2 separate regions of the Mus musculus genome follow, and region 2 is linked to region 1. The links are chromatin loops, found by intact Hi-C in ENCODE. Cell type or tissue: left cerebral cortex. All regions are shown on one strand.

What was found. A loop is a pair of places that touch in the nucleus more often than their neighbours do. Peaks named below come from ENCODE experiments on the same cell type or tissue, not always from the same donor. Only the 100,000 strongest peaks of a DNase experiment are listed, where the experiment ranks them.
Region 2: it touches region 1 in a loop (2.2-fold over the local background); 5 of 42 quality-filtered maps call a loop at or near these places.

What each region holds. Positions count from the first base shown.
Region 1 is chr10:60,325,630-60,333,629 of GRCm38, forward strand. It overlaps Cdh23 (cadherin 23 (otocadherin)), which reads right to left. Exons shown (of 71, transcript NM_023370.3): 43 at 6,079-6,212; 44 at 5,525-5,734; 45 at 4,177-4,284; 46 at 1,742-1,844; 47 at 394-519. Among named protein-coding and RNA genes, the nearest start is that of Vsir, 17 kb to the right of the region's middle. In left cerebral cortex, no CTCF peak of the experiment used is centred here; a DNase peak (open chromatin) is centred at 3,931.
Region 2 is chr10:61,047,558-61,055,557 of GRCm38, forward strand. No RefSeq gene overlaps it. Among named protein-coding and RNA genes, the nearest start is that of Gm20611, 20 kb to the left of the region's middle. In left cerebral cortex, a CTCF peak has its summit at 4,888 (motif pointing left); a DNase peak (open chromatin) is centred at 4,873.

The sequences.
Region 1 (8,000 bases):
TGAGGCTCTGGGGGCCTAATCCAGTTACAATGTGGTCTGTGGGCTATGGGCAAAAGGGTTCTGGAAGAACCTGGGCCCATGCTAAAGATGAACCCTAGAACAGTGGTTTTCAACCTTCCTAACGCTGCAACCTAACACAGTTCCCCATGGTGTGATGACACCCCCCAACCGTAAAATGATTTTCATTGCTACTTTATAACTGTAATTTTACTACCGCTATAAATCATGACATAAATATCTGATATGGCAGGATATCTAATATGTGACCCCTGTGAAAGGATCATTCAATGCCCAAAGGGGTCTCAACCCACAGGTTGAGAACCACCACCCTAGACCCAAGCCTGGGCCAGTCCCACGACGGAATTAGCCTTTAAGCTGCTGCACAGCCCTCACCTGTGCTGTTGTCGATAACAAAGAGGTCACTGTGGGTGCCCAGGAGCTGATACGTGACTACGGCGTACACATCTTCATCAGCGTCCAGGGCCAGGATAGGCCCATTGAGCACTGTGAGGGGTGTCCCTGAGCCAGAGGAGAGGAGTCACCACGGGCCAGCCTGGTCCCCACCCTCCCCCCTCCCCGTCCGTGTCCCCATGACCATGGCTGACGATGGATGAGAGGGGGAAGGCGGGGAGGTAGGCAGGGAGGGGTAGGGAGGCCCTGGGGTGGGCCTGCGGCAGCCTTGACAGACTGAATGCAGATGCCTGGGAGTGGCCTCAAAGCTCTGCTGGGGAGAAAACACAAGAGCGGTGAGCGAGCCCCTCTGGCCTGCCTGGAGCTATGCCTGCTTCCCAGCAGCCTTTGAGGCTGGCCACTCCACTGGAGGATCTAGGGGGCTCCCTGGCATCCCACCATGTGTGTGTGTCTTGTCTGTCCATATGCATGTAGACATTGCTCTATTATAAGGTCTGACTGTACATGGCTATATATACACACTCGTGTATGCGTGTGGGCACCTGAGATCACATGGTAGCAACTGCATGCACATGGGGCACGTTCCAGTTTAGGATCCTCCGGCTGTGCCCTTGTCTGTGTGTCTGTCTCTGTTGGTAGGCACAGCTTGCCAGTGCAGGAAATATGTCATAGGGCCGACCACGTGCCTACATGTGTCTGTGCACACATGTAACTCCACACATCCCCCTTGATGCGGCAGTGTACCGGTTGGTGAATGCACCGATGGGCACACCAGCAGATTTCAAAGTCAAATCCACACAGCGGTGACATCCACCCAGAGACAGTACTATCTGGCTTTGTCTCTTTCTGAGTCAAAAAAATCAATGTCTGGGGACTCTGGGTGGGGGCAGAGAGGGGTGTGAGGACCTCCAACAGGCATCAAAGGGAGGTGAGGTCAATCAGTGCTGTGTAGGGGCAATGACTAGGCTGCCTGAGTGGGATGCTTGAGCCCTTCTTCTAATGGCAGGTCCCAGGAGTTCTACCCTACAGGGCTGCAGGGCAAGGAAGATGGGTTCATCTGTGTCCTGGGAACTCTTTTTACCTTGAATTCCTCTCTTGAGGTTAGAGTGGGGCTGCTTTCAGATCACCCCAGGCTGATCAATATCAGTGGCTACTCTTATCTCTCCTAAACAGACCTGTGGCCTCTGCAGCAGCCCTAGCCCCCAAGACTCAGAGCTGCACCCACCCCTCTGTACCGCTGGGTTCTATGTCCAGCTATGCCACTGGTCACAAAGTGTATCCCTGGCACCTGAGGCCCCAGTGTGTCTGCCCGGATACTAGGAGCACCTACCAGCAGGAGAGTTCTCCATCACCTCGGCCTGGTACGTGCCCTCAGTGAAGAGGGGGTGGTTGTCGTTTTCATCAGCCAGAGATACCAGCAGTAAGTCAAAGTCCTGTGGTGGGCAGAAGAGTGAGAAGGCTGGATGCTGTTCTACTGAAGGGGACCATGCTCAGAGATGGGGACTGAAAGCAGGATCGGGAGATCAAGTGCCATCTTGCTGGTGATCACTGGGTGATCTTCTTAAGATACAATGCCCAGACTGGCCTATCTCCACCTTCCTTCATCAAAAAGAACTGTTTGTGTGTGTGTGTGTGTGTGTTTTAAAGATTTATTTATTTATTATATGTAAGTACACTGTGGCTGTCTTCAGACACTCCAGAAGAGGGTGTCAGATCTCATTACAGGTAGTTGTGAGCTACCATGTGGTTGCTGGGATTTGAACTCAGGACCTTCGGGAGAACAGTTAGTGCTCTTAACCACTGAGCCATCTCTCCAGCCCCCATCAACAAGAATCTTAAGTCTTTTATGGGAGTGTTATGTGGTGAGAAGGGTACTTAGCCACACCACGCTGCCTACGGATGGGGGATTTCAGGTTGGAAGGTGAGTCCTGGCTTTCAGACCTTCATGTCTGATTGATGTTAGCCCAAGTTCACCCATACTCTCATACAAAGCTAGGGCCCCTAAATATGACTCTGCAGTCCTCAGATGGGGACACAGAGATGGTACCCTGTGCTTCAAAGCCCCAGGATGCACTTTGGGGTAAGACAGCACCATAGAAGCCTCATCAGACAAGTGATTCATTATATTTAGGGAAATGGAGGGAAGAGGAATATTTTATCACTCTGCCAGCTGATTCTCCTGTCCCTGAGGTCTACCTGTTTACTGGTCCAACCAACTCCCCTCACCACAGTTAATACAATTGCCACCAGTGCCACAGACACTGTGGATACTGCAGATCAACCTTCAGCACTTCTGTGAAATGTATAGAAGTCACAGTAGGCATAATGTGTGAATATGCTTGTCCCAGGGAGTGGCACTATTAGGAGGGGTGGTCCTATTGGAGTAGGTGTGTCACTATGGGCTTGGGCTTAAGACCCTCATCCTAGCTGCCTGGAAGTCAGACTTCTGCTAGCAGCCTTCAGGTGAAGATGTAGAACTCTCAGCTCCTCCTGCACCATGCCTGCCTGGATGCTGCCATGCTCCCACCTTGATGATAATGGACTGAACCTCTGAACCTGTAAGCCAGCCCCAATTAAATGTTGCCTTGGTCATGGTGTCTGTTCACAGCAGTAAAACCCTAACTAAGACAGTAGGGATCATATAAGAAAGGGCTCCCTGAGATGGCTGTCACTGGGACTGCTTTCTGTGTCAACAGAGAACCCTAACCCTGTTCAAGAACAACAAACTACAGCGCATTCTGATTGAACAGAGATGCAAAAAATTCCCAACAAAATTCTTGGAAGCCTAAGAAAGAGGCACCTCCAGGTGATCAGCATAATCAAGTTGGTTTCATTCCAGAGATGACAAGATGGTTCAGTATACACTAACAAATGCAATTCATCACATAAGTGGACCCAGAGCCAGAAATCACACGGTCATTCCAACAGATACGGATCTGACCGAGTTGGCATCCCTTTACAATAAAATCAAGCGCCTTATCAAGAATATGAGGGCCTCACAAAGGACTGTAGGCAGAGGTGGGGGTGGTATCTCCTTCATTGGTGTAGCCACTGATAAGTTGCTCATGTTCCAGAACAGAGTCCAGATGGGGAAACTGAAGTATTAAGAAAGCAGTGTGGCAACACGGCCACTTAGCTGGCCCGGAGCAGCTCTGGGGAAACAGGCACAGGATCCTAGCCCGACACCAGGAGCAGTAAGAACAGACCAACTCCAACCGGAAAGGGACCGTCAGGCAGCACCCACTGCCTTTCAGTAAGGAGCCTGTGTGTTTGACATTCGAAGGACACTGTAGCCCACCCTCCCCCTTCAGGGCCTCTAAGTGCAAGTCTGAGTCCTATGTGTGTACATACACATACATCTGGGGTCATCTGGCATCCAATGAGTGTTGGCCCTGGGCCAGGCTCAGTACTGACTCAAGGATGCAAGAGAAAAGGGAGGCTGGGAAGAAAATGAATTGGCTCAAGCACATACTGGTGGACAGGAAAACTGAGATCTGAAGCCAGCGCTTGCTAAGGCAGATGTGTGCTTCTAAGCCTGTGGCAAGCTGCCACCCGCTCACCAGGGGAGGTGTGTGTGTGTGTGTGTGTGTGTGTGTGTGTGTGTGTATTTGAGTATCCATTCTCACTCTTACAACTCTCTCTCTCTCTCTCTCTCTCACACACACACACATACACACACACACTTGGCTTCCCCACCCCCTCTCCCTCTCTCTTCCCCTCCCCACCTCTTTTACCCCATCCAACCTCAGTGTCTTGCAGCCTTACCTTCCTGGCTATGCGTGGGTTCTCCGGGTTATCCTTCACAGAAACAGTCAGCCTGTACTCTGGGATGCGCTCTCGGTCCAGGGGCCGGTTGACAGTGACAATCCCTGTCTGGGATGTGCCTGGCTGGTTAGATGAGCAGGTACTCCCCACCCCCCACACCCCAGTTACCCATGCTCTGACCACAGTTCCTAGGCAGCTAGAAGTACCTTCCCTAAAGTACCTAACAGATAAGGGTCAAAGGAGGGCACCAGGATCTTTCCAAGGAGATGGTAAGTCAGTGATAACCAAGTTCTGGGCAAACCCAAAAGAGGGACCTTGGATGTCAACAGTCTTCAGACACTCCAAGAGGCCAGGAGAGAAACTCAGGTGCACTTAAGTATGGCTCAAGCTATCTTACAGTTTGAAGTTTGGGTGTGCCCAGGAGAAGGCTTGAGGGGTGCATTAAGGGAGTGGTTGGTGGATACCAGAAAATTGCTGCTCAATAAAACCAAAGGGGGCCTGACTGACTGGGACTGAGTTCCTGTACTGAGCACCGCAATCCACATGGGCAGCGCTGGATCAGGGCAACTGTGCTAATGAATGCGCCCATAGCCAAGTGACTGGTTGATTGTCCAAGCCAAAGAAACCAACTCAGTTGTTTCTAAGCCTCCCTCTGTTGTTTAATTAAGGCGGATGGTGCTCCCTTGCTGGCTGGAATTCCCACAACCTGTCTGGCTCTAGGAGATGACTTTTTTTGGGGTGGGGGGAGGGGGTTCGAGACAGGGTTTCTCTGTGTATCCCTGGCTGTCCTGGAACTCACTTTGTAGACCAGGCTGGCCTTGAACTCAGAAATTCGCCTGCCTCTGCCTCCCGAGTGCTGGGATTAAAGGCGTGCGCCACCACGCCCGGCTCAAGAGATGACTTATTTTGAGTAGATTTTTTCATTATACTTGGTTGCTTTACTTTTTTTTTGAAAGACAGGGTCTCTTACAGCATGGACTGACCTCAAACGATGGTGCCATGATGACCGGATCTCCTAATGTCTCTGCTGTGTCTCAAGGGCTAGGATTATAGAATACAATACTGCATCCATCTTACGCTTGCTTCTTTTGATTCAGGGTTTGTAGGAATTCTGGGCTAACTGTGAACTCCCAGCAATCCTCCTGCTTAGCCTTGCAATGGCTGGCCAGGAGCTGGGTGTGTGCTAGTACTCATGGATTCTGATTAACTTTAGAACTGCTGCTGCTCATGCTTTGGGGTCCAGTTTCTTCATGACCACAAAGAAGTCTCTGCCCCAGTCTAGAACCCAGAGCTCCTCAATGGGCCTCCGGTAGGAAGGGCTGGGAGCCCTGGGCAGATCCAACCCTACCGTGGCATTGATGAAGAAGGCCCGCTCTCGGTTGCCAGCGGTGATGTTGAAGGTGAGGAGGGCATTGCAGCCACTGTCAGCATCGCTGGCCAGGACGTGGGCGACAAAGCTGGAGACAGGGCTGTTCTCACTGATGGTGACGTTCATGGGAAGATTCAGTAGCACTGGGTCATTGTCATTGATGTCCAGCACTCGGATTCCCACCAGCATCTGGGGGGAAGGGAGAGCCAGGGGTGGACGTGACCGGAGAGGATGGGACAGAGACAGAGCCAAGGTAGCAAAAACACTGAGAGGGGTTGTCAAGGGAGAGGAAGATGAAGGAGGAAAAGAAGCCAAGCAGCAGAAGGAGAGGGGAGCGACAGGTCTGAACCAGGAACAGAAATCAGAAAGATATCCAGCCCCTGAGCGGTATTATGAGGCAAGTACCCTGGAGAGCCATGATTCCTCAAGGCTAAGTTTGAGAGGCACCTCTGGTTTCTCTGGGCTAAGAGAGACCATGTTTGTAGGTGTTCAGTGTGCATCAAGGGATGCCACAGAGCTAGGCCAGGACTCACCGTGGAGCTGAGTGGCGGCACTCCCCTGTCTCGGGCACAGATGGTCAGGTTGTAGAAGGCGATGGTCTCCCTATCCAGTTCGACATCCTTCCGGACCCTCAGCACACCCTCCACAGGAGAGATCACAAACTCCCCTGGAAGCCACCAGAACAGGTCCGAGTTAGCAGGTCCTGCCTGTGAGCTCCCTCCCTCTAGCCAGTCGATCCTGAGGGTATCAGGAGCAGCTGAGGCATATGTCATCGGGGTCCTTTATGGGCATAAGGGACAAGTGGCAATTCCTGACCAATCAGCTTCTCTTGTGGCCTCCAGCTGGCCAGAGGATGACGCAGGTGTGGTGGTTGTGTTAAAACGTAGGGGTGGGGAACCTTTGTTTCTGTCTATTTTGAGGCAGAGTTTCTCATAGCCCAGGCTGGCCCTGTACTCCTTATTCTTAAGCCTCCACGTCCCAAGTGTTGGGATTCCAGCAATATGCCATTGTCCCTGGGTTATGGGGCAGTCCTCCCACTCCCCCATGACACACTCTTCCTGACCGTTTGTGGTCAGAAACTTACTAATAAAGATATTAGGCACTTTGCAAAGTGTGTTCTAGACAGGTAGAAAAAAGAGCTCAAGGTATCTGGGGAACCAAAGCAACCACTGGGCCATGTCACAGCAGAGTGTCACGCAACTGTCTATGCTGGCTGCCACCACTGACTATAACCAAAGGAAAGCGCTGTGGCCTGTCCTTTGCTGTCTGCAAATAACACCACAAGCCTAGCACAACTAGCCATTTGCCTCTCCTTAGAGGTTCATATTTCCTTTTGATACGTGCTTTCTTACAGTGGTGGAACTTCCTCCCTTGGGGTAGGGACGTGGCTCAGAAGTTAGAGCAGCACTTTGCCATGCAAGAATGAGGACGGGTGTTTGGATTCCCAGAAACCCATGTGAAGGTCAGGACCATCATCCTCCCACCCGTAACTCCCACCCAGAGGGCAGACACAGATGATCGCCAGAACCAGCTGGCTAGCATCTCAGCGAGTTCTGGGTTTAGTGAGAGACCCTGCCTCAGAGAGTAAGGTAGAAGAGGGTGAGGACGCACGCGCGCACACACACACACACACACACACACACACACACACACACACACACGCACACGCACGTAATGGAGAGGGAAACCCCTCCCAATTCCTTTGTCTTATCTCTGAATTCTTTGCCTGGTAGAGATAAGAACCTGGAATCCTTGGGCAGAGCTAGATCTCAGCCAGCTGTCTCTAGTCTCCCCAGCCTGCCCTGGTGGCCAATGTGACTGTGCAGGTAGGGAATCCTGTGAGAAAAGACATATAGGAAGGACGACCACTCCTGTGAGCACCAGGCAGCAGGCTAACAGGATGAGAGACCCTGGTTGGCTCCTGTTCAGACCCCCAGCTGAACACAGGGCGCGATCTTCCAGGCCTGTGGTAATCTGATTTCTTTCCCCTGTGGCTCAGATCTCCCCTGGACCCTGCCTGCGGAGGGCTAACAGAAATCTAACTCTGACACAAGTGCCAATGTCTGTGGCTCATGATCTTCGGAACGTGAAGGCAGGAGCTGGAGAAGAGCATCCTCTGGGCTTCCAGTGTGTTCATGACAAAACAGGCTTGAATCCCCTGGGGTTCAGAGGTTTTCTGGATAAAACCCCTCAGGGCTGACAGGGTAGAAATTTGAGAGAAAGAAGACAGAATGTGAGGGGTGAAGGGATCCGGGGGACCAAGTGGGAGCCTCTGTGGAGGACACAGAAGGGGCTGGGGCTCTGGTGATCGGTAAGGATGTGAGGTTGGCCTGGAATCCTCCTGCCTCAGCCTCCTAAGTGCTGGAATAGAAGTACGAACTTTCTTTGTTCCTTTTGGTACTTGGGGTCTAAGCCCAGAGTGAGGCACACGTCGCAGAGGCTTGGCAAAGGCAGA
Region 2 (8,000 bases), 720 kb after region 1:
GAGATGGCTCAGTAGTTAAGAGCACTGACTGCTCTTCCGAAAGTCCTGAGTTCAAATCCCAGCAACCACATGGTGCCTCACAACCATCTATGAGATCTGATGCCCTCTTCTGGTGTGTCTGAAGACAGATACAGTGTACTTACATATAATAAATAAATAAATCTTTAAAAAGATAAAAATAAGCCAGGCAGTGGTGGTACGCACCTTTAATCCCAGCACTTAGGAGGCAGAGGCAGGCAGATTTCTGAGTTCGAGGCCAGCCTGGTCTACAAAGTGAGTTCCAGGACAGCCAGGACTACATAGAGAAACCCTGTCTTGAAAACAAAACAAAACAAAACAAAACAAAACAAAACAAAACAAAACAAAATCATAATAATAAAATAATAATAAAATAAAGTAAAAATAAAAATAAAAAAATTCTTGTGTCACTTATAACAACTCTATCAGAGGAAAAAAAAAAAAAAAGGAGACCCCGTGAGGTGCTTGACTAAGGTGCTAAGGCCAGATACTAAAGGCCAGGCCCAAGAGGTCTGCATCTAAGCCCAGGTCCAGGCTGGCCACTCGGAACTCAGGAGCCCATCTCTTGAACAGGTATCTCCCTGAATGTGTTTGTTTTGATTTATTTTAAGATAGGGTCCTGCTGAGTAGCTCAGGCTGGCCTTGATCTCCCAGTCTCCCTGCCTCAGTCTCCTCTAATGTTATGATCACAGGTGCATGCCATCATACACGGTTTCTTTAAGGCTTGGTTGGACAGGGTTTTGAGACAGGGTTTTTCTTTGTACCCCCGGCTGTCCTGGAACTCACTCTGTTGACCAGATTGGCCTCAGACTCAGAGATCTGCCTGCCTCTGCCTCCTGAGTGCTGGGATTAAGGTGTGTACATCACCACTGCTAGGCACTGGGGTTCTTAACCTTGTTAGTCTCTCTTCCGGCAAAGATAAGGGGCTGCATGTAAGCAGCAGACCTGTGGGGAGAGGCAGGCCTGCACCAGGCCAGGAGAGCTTCAGTCAGGCTCCCAGGCTCCCCCCTCCCCCATCACAGGAGATTGACAGAGAAGAGACTGAGGAAGGAGGGACCGGATGAGAGAGTGCTCTGTCGTTTCATCCCCTCCTCTGTGGACTGGGACTGTGGCCACTAGAAGACGAGATTGTCGTGAACAACACAGTCATCACCGAGCATGCTGTGCACAGTGGGCACCGGAGGAGTTATTATTGCATAGGCAAAGGCCTTTGCCTTCGGGGATCATGAGCTAATTGCCTCTCCATGGTCGGCTGTCACTCCAAACTCCTGCAGAAACCACAGATCACCCTACAGCTCCTGAAACTCGACCACTGTCTAATAACGTCCCAGGGTCTTACAAGCGCGTGCCCATGCACAGAGCACACTAATACAGGTATTGAAAATTGGGCTGTCCTGGATTTGAAAGCTTATGCCGATATTTCTGAGTTTCGGCTTACAAAGCAAAGTTATTGATGACCGTCCACCCCCAGGATGCATTGGGGAGATCACAGTCTGCACCCACACAACGGCAGCCACACCCTACCCCAGGAAGATGAGAGCTCTCCCATGTGCTCATGATGTATCCACACATGTCTCCTCGTGGCTAGGTTGACAGATTTGATTCTTTTCCAGCACCCTGACCTGTTAGCACCAGTCCTGGGGGTCATGAACCCGCAGTGGCCAGGCCAAAGCAAGCCAGGGGATGAGTCTTGTGCCTAGGCTGTGAAATGCAGGGTCACCAGGGACTTAAACATCCCTCTTAGGACTTCCATGTCTCCAAAGTTCCCCTAAGATCCCATGCTGCTCCCTCAGCCTAATTCCCTCAGTAAACACTCACTGAAAGTCTGTTCTAGGCTGGGTCGGAAGAGGCTCACCAGCCTACCTCAGAGGAGCCGACCCCAGCCAGTCACCATGAAATGGACTCTGTAGGGAACCTGGGGTGAGAGAGCCCAGATACAAACTTGTGACCAAGGGTCCCAACTCTGCTGAGCCATAGGATATGATGATAGAAACAGGTGACCGTGGAGTCCAGGAAGGCATAGGGACAGAACATAGAGGGACCTGGAGGTCAGAGAGAACAAGGAATAGAAGTATTCGGTACAGGCTAGAGAGATGGCTCAGTGGTTAAGATCACTGACTGCTCTTCCAGAGGTCCTGAGTTCAATTCCCAGCAACCACATGGTGGCTCACAATCATCTGTAATGGGATCTGACGCCCTCTTCTGATGTGTCTGAAGAGAGCAATAGTGCACTCATATATGTAAATAAATAAATCTTTAAAAAATAAAAAACAAAGAAGAAGAAGAGGAGGAGGAGGGGGGTAGGTGAGAGGAGGAGGAGGAGGGAGGAGGAGGAGGAGGGAGGAGGGGGAGGAGGAGGAGGAGGGGAGGAGGAGGAGGAGAAGAAGAAGAAGAGGAGGAGGAGGAGGAGGGGAGGGGGAGGAGGAGAAGAAGAAGAGGAGGAGGAGGAAAAGAAGAAGAAGAGGAGGAGGAGGAGAAGGAGGGGAGGGGGAGGAGGAGAAGAAGAGGAGGAGGAGAAGGAGGAGGAGGGGAGGAGGGGGGAGGAGGAGGAGGAGGAGAAGAAGAAGAAGTATTCGGTACAGAGGGTCAGACATATCTCCTGTGCTCAGAGCAAGGGGTTCACACTGTTCCCCAGTTCCTGGATCCCTTAACCCAGCTCTGTATATCCACACAAGGAGTCCCAAGGCTGTCTGTGACTCCTGTCAAGGTACAAAAGTCCCTGCTCAGACTCACCTGGGACCTTTCTCTGAGATGTCCCTAAACTCCACCCAATACCCAACCTCCACCTACACAGCAGCCACTGTCAAAGGGACATCAGGGTCACTGCAACCACCTGTCACCAGTGAGGACAGACAGGGGACCCCTGCCATGTGGTCAGCACCGTAGGAACTCAGCAGGGATCACAGGCCTCCTTTGGGATGAAAGGATCTGTTAAGGCTAGAGGCCCTCCTCCACGCCCTCACTTCCCCCAGAGAGACAAGGCAGAACTTGAGGTCTGGTACTTAGGATCCACTTTGTTCCCCTTCCTGGAACCAGATGCAAGCTTCCCAAGTCTCCATCATCACCTCTCCAGGAAGCCTGCCCTCTCTCTCCATACCTGTGGTGTCCCTGGTCCCCATTAGAGATCAAACTCAAGGGTTCATTCCTTGCCAAGGGCCCAGGGGGACAAGGAAGGGGTGGATGAGACCTCTAGGCCTCAAAGGTAGCTGCCTTAGGGGAGATCCACAGTTGAAAGTGGGATCAGGGCTGCTACCATCAGAAAAGAACCTTGCTTCTCTAACTTCAGACAAAGAAACAAGAAAGGAAGGAAGATGAAGTCCCCGGTCACCTGTCTCTGCTCCCGAAGACACCTCATTTGTTTTGCTCTGGTCAGCCCAGAAGAGGGAAAGGCCAGACAAAGGTGACACATGAGTGTTAAAGAAAGGAAGACAATTCATAAAGCAGGGCATCTCTCTCTCTCATCCGCTCCTGCCCACGCCAGCCAGCCCAGCACCCTCAGCTCTACCAATCCTCCATGCAGCTGGACGCCCCACCCCGGGATGGCACCAGAGCACGGGCCCTCGGGTGGCTTCATGCTGCCCGTGGGCAGAGAAAACAAAGCGTCCACGAGGACATGTGTGACTTATGGCTTTAATCTCCCTGATAGAAGGCCTTTAAAGATTATTTCAGGGATGAAAAAAAATAATCCTGGGTAATGAATCAGGGCCTAAAGAAACTGATAAGCAGCAGGCACACCAGTGGGGGCCGAGCTCCTGATTTAATTAAAGTCTCTCGGATACTCCCTGAGACAAAATCCACGGAGGCCATCAAGGTGATAAAAAGACTCCGGGTCCCTTTAAACCAACTCACCTGCCTCATGAATCTTCTCTCGAGTAGAGCGGGGTGGACAAGGCTCCGTCGTCAAGGACCCAGGGAGGGAATCACTGCAAATGGCCTGGTTTGGGGCTTGTTAAGAGGACCTCCGGGGGGACAGAAGGTACTACACATTGCTCAGGAGCCAAGGTTGAGTCAGAACCTAAAGGATGCAGGGAAACTGGTCAGATCTGGAGCAGGATGCTGTGTGTCTGCAGACTGTTTACTGTCCCTCTCTGGGACTCAGTCTCCACACCTGGTGTCTGCCAGTGAGAAAAGAGAATGGGCCTTTAGGGAGCACCCCAGAGCTGGCCTTCCGGGTCTGAAATCACATGCTCTTTAGTTGGGAAGGAGACAGACAGTGTCTCTGTGCAGGTGAGTTCCTCTCTTCCAGGGTAGGCTGGGAAGGTAAACTACAGCCAGCTCTGCCACTGGGTTCTGCAAAGGCTTCAGAGAAGCCGGACGGGCTGGACCTGGAAAGATGGAATCAGGAGAGAGCAGTGGTTAGGGGTCTCTGTGTCCTCAGTTCTGGCTCATCCTCATGAAGGATGGACAGACAGACAAGCAGGGCAGGTGACCATGGGATGACCTTGTCAGCCCTCAAGCCTTGGCACGCCACTGGGTACAAGGGAGTGACAGTCACTCATACCACTGCAACAGGATGGCTAGATGAGTTTTAATTTCAGATTTACGAAGAACAATATGGAGTGTGTTTGTGTCCCAAATGCTGCGTTTATTTGCCACCTCTAGCAACGCTGTGCGTACGTCTCCTGTACTCTGCGCCTGGCAGAGAGCTACGTCAGAAAGAAGCCCCGTGTAGCCAGCAGTAGATGTCACCCCTTGGGAACATGGCCCTGGAGCCTCCAAGGAAGTAGTGGAAGGATAAAGAGAAGATTCCCTATCAAAACTGTAGGCTGGGATGGGCCAGTCCTAAACCCAGTCCCTGCTCTCCAAATCCTGTTCGGATCATAGGAGGGCTGGTGCCAGGGCAACCGAGCACTGGCTGCCACCTAGTGGTCATAATGGGAATGACAGGTTATGGCACCTAGACTTCACAGACGTGTTCTATTGGGTGGGTTCTTAATATTTTCACCCCGCTTAACCAAAAAAGAATCTAAAGTCCAAGGCGAACCCCAAAACAGGCCCATATGGAAGCCTAGTTTCCACTTCAGCTCTTCTCATTCATTTAATCACTGGGCCTAAGCGGTCATGTCTGTCAAATTATCCTCACCATCAACAGCTCCCTCCTGCCCACGAGTGAAATGGCCCTTCTCTCTGGTGGTCTGCAGAGCCTTCTCTGAGATAACCCAACCCGTACTCCTGCGACTCTTTATGCCTCCTTAAGACCCCAGCTTCCATCTTCCCTCCTCTCCTTGGTGTTCCAAGGCACCAGCCACTATTTCCTCCCTCATCCGCCCTTCGCCCTTGGCAGAGAAGCCCCTACTGCTCCACGCTGAGCAGGCTCTGTAGGTCTTTTCAAAGCTCATCTAATGCTAAAACTTTTCATTTTCATGCCTACCAACACCTCTAAGTCATAGCCCAAGGGCCCAGGAATACAGACTCAACTGTCCCACTCACCCTTGGAGCTTAACCGTAGCTTAAACCTCCAGCAGGCTCCTATCCCCTGAAACCCTCTCTCTCCAGTTGTTCAAGCCAAAAATCTTATGCTTAGAACCCCTGCCTCCAACACAAGACCCCACTCATCACCGCCACTAGCCCCTGGCCCCAGAGGGCATCATCATATTAATCGCGTGGGCGAGGACAAACAGAGGCTCCTGTGCTCCCCACTCTCATGTCTGGACCTATCTCCAGGTTTCCTGACAGCTCCGCTATTGTCATGGAACGTCCACAGGGCAAATGAAACTCCAGAAGATAGGGTATTTGTGTAAAGTGTGTGTGACAGAGAAACTATGGAAGACAGGGGAGAGCAACTGTATACCTTGTTTTTTTTTGTTTGTTTGTTTGTTTTTGGTTTTTTGAGAAGGGTCTCTCAGTGGCCAGGACCTTGACAAGTAGGCTAAGCTGCCCAGTCACACAGTCCCAGGGATCCACTTGTTTCTGCCTCCCCAGAGCTGGGGTTTACAGACATGCCTGGCTTTGCATCCATGGGTTCTGGGAATTGAAACTCCAAGCTTGTGCAGGTAGCACTTCCCCGGACGAGCTATTTCCCCAACCCCCATGAAGCAGAGAGTAAACAGTAGGTGTCACAGCGATGCTGCCATGTTGAGTTGATAATCTTACCTGGGAAACAGAGAGGGGGATGCAAGAGAAGACATGTCCTTGGAGAACATGGCCACGATCTAGTTCATCCCAAAAGCCACCAGGGCAGGAGAAGGAAGAGGAGAGCCCTGAATCCGGAAGGGAGCAGGAGACACTCTGGCTCCTTCTCCAGGAAGCAGGCTTAGCAATAGAACAAGGAAGACTCACCCAACCCGCAACCATTGTGTCTGCTTCAGGGGAACACTGAGAATGAGGGTGTCCCCAGGGCTCCCAAGTGAGGAAGAAATACCAGTCGGCCCATTCAGTGCGGAGGGTTCTGGGCCATGGCCACAGTGGCAGAGCTGGCAAGCTCAGAAGCAAGGGCTTCGTGAAGAACCTCAGCTGTCCTGCTGGTTCAGATGGGACCACTCTCGCTAGGGGTAAGCCTCAGGAGCTCGCGGGCAGCAGTTTCTAGGGGGGATCACAAAGGGACCCACAGCTCCCGGCAGAGAAACCAGGAAACACCCACCCCACCCCAAAAAAGCAGAGGGAGAGTCAGGTGCGCTCTGTTGGAGGATGGGGCCATGTTTGGTTGGCTTGTGTAGTATCCACCCTCAGGCAGCCTCAAGAGGAAGGTACCGAGGGGCACCAGAATGTGAGGGCCGAAAGATGGAAGATGGTGCCACCAACCAGGAAGATGGCTTCTTAATGATTCCATGATTAATTGTAGCCACAGGACGCACACACGCTTGGAAAGAGTCTTCCCAGGAGGCCCCACAGAACTCAGGAAGCCAGAGAGCAGAGGTCATGGTGGCTGGGGGGGTGGGAGGGAGGTGGCAGGGGATAGAGTAGGACAGAGAGAGGTGACAGCATACAGAACATTCTGGCATCTGAGCTGGGGACACCTGGAATTGGTCTCCACCTTCCCCTCCACTTAATTACCTTAGTTACCTCATCTGCTAACAGGGCACAGGGTCCTCCATCTCTCCAGAAGACAGGTGGTCACCTGCCAGGTCTGCCAGAGGGGATGTGGTGAGGCTGGCAAAGAGCCAGCCCCATAATGAAGCCATCACATCCTTCCAGGGGAGGAAGCAGAAAGGTCAGGCTCTCCTCCTGGAAGGCACCATGCATGATCCACCTGTATTCCACACATTGCTCTCCTTGCTGGCCCAGTGGAAGCTGGAGACATCTCTGTCTTCCTCACGTGCAAGCCCACAGAGGCTGCACCCAACCTCCTACACCCTAACTGCTCATACCCCCAAGGAGTCCCACGATATTCTGTCATCTGCTTGTTCCCATTGATGAGCCGGAAAACTGAGGCTTCTTTCTCACCATTAAAGAACCAGAAGGTGCCATGGGGACACATGACTGTAAATCCCAGCACATCGGAGGTGGAAGCAGAAAGATCAGAAACCCCAGGTTACCCTTAGCCAGATAGAAATTTTGAGGCCAGCCTGGGTTACATGAGATTCTATCTCAAAAAAAAAAAAAAAATACACACACACACACATATATAAAACAGTTATTAGGGTCTGAGCTCTGTCCCCTCATCTTTCTCAGTAATGGGGATGTCTCCTGGGCCCAGCTCATCAGTTCAAGGAAATCTTTGGGAAAGCCCAGACCCATAAACTATCTCACAAGTATGTTACCCACAAGTAGGTTAGCCAAGGTTGGCCGGAACTCACACTGTACTACAAACATATAGCCTATCTCAAAACCAAAAGAGCAACCCAGAATACCCGAGTTAGCTTGATGGACAGTTACAGGTTAATTGATCTACATTGACTTTCTAGATGTGTTTTAAACCCCTCCTGCAAAAACCGTCCTAGCCATAACCCAGGAACAGAACAAAGCAGAGCTGCCTCCGTTTAAGGGGCCTAGGCGAGGTGTTTTGGGAAAATGTCTACACTAAAGCTTTGCACTGTGGCCTC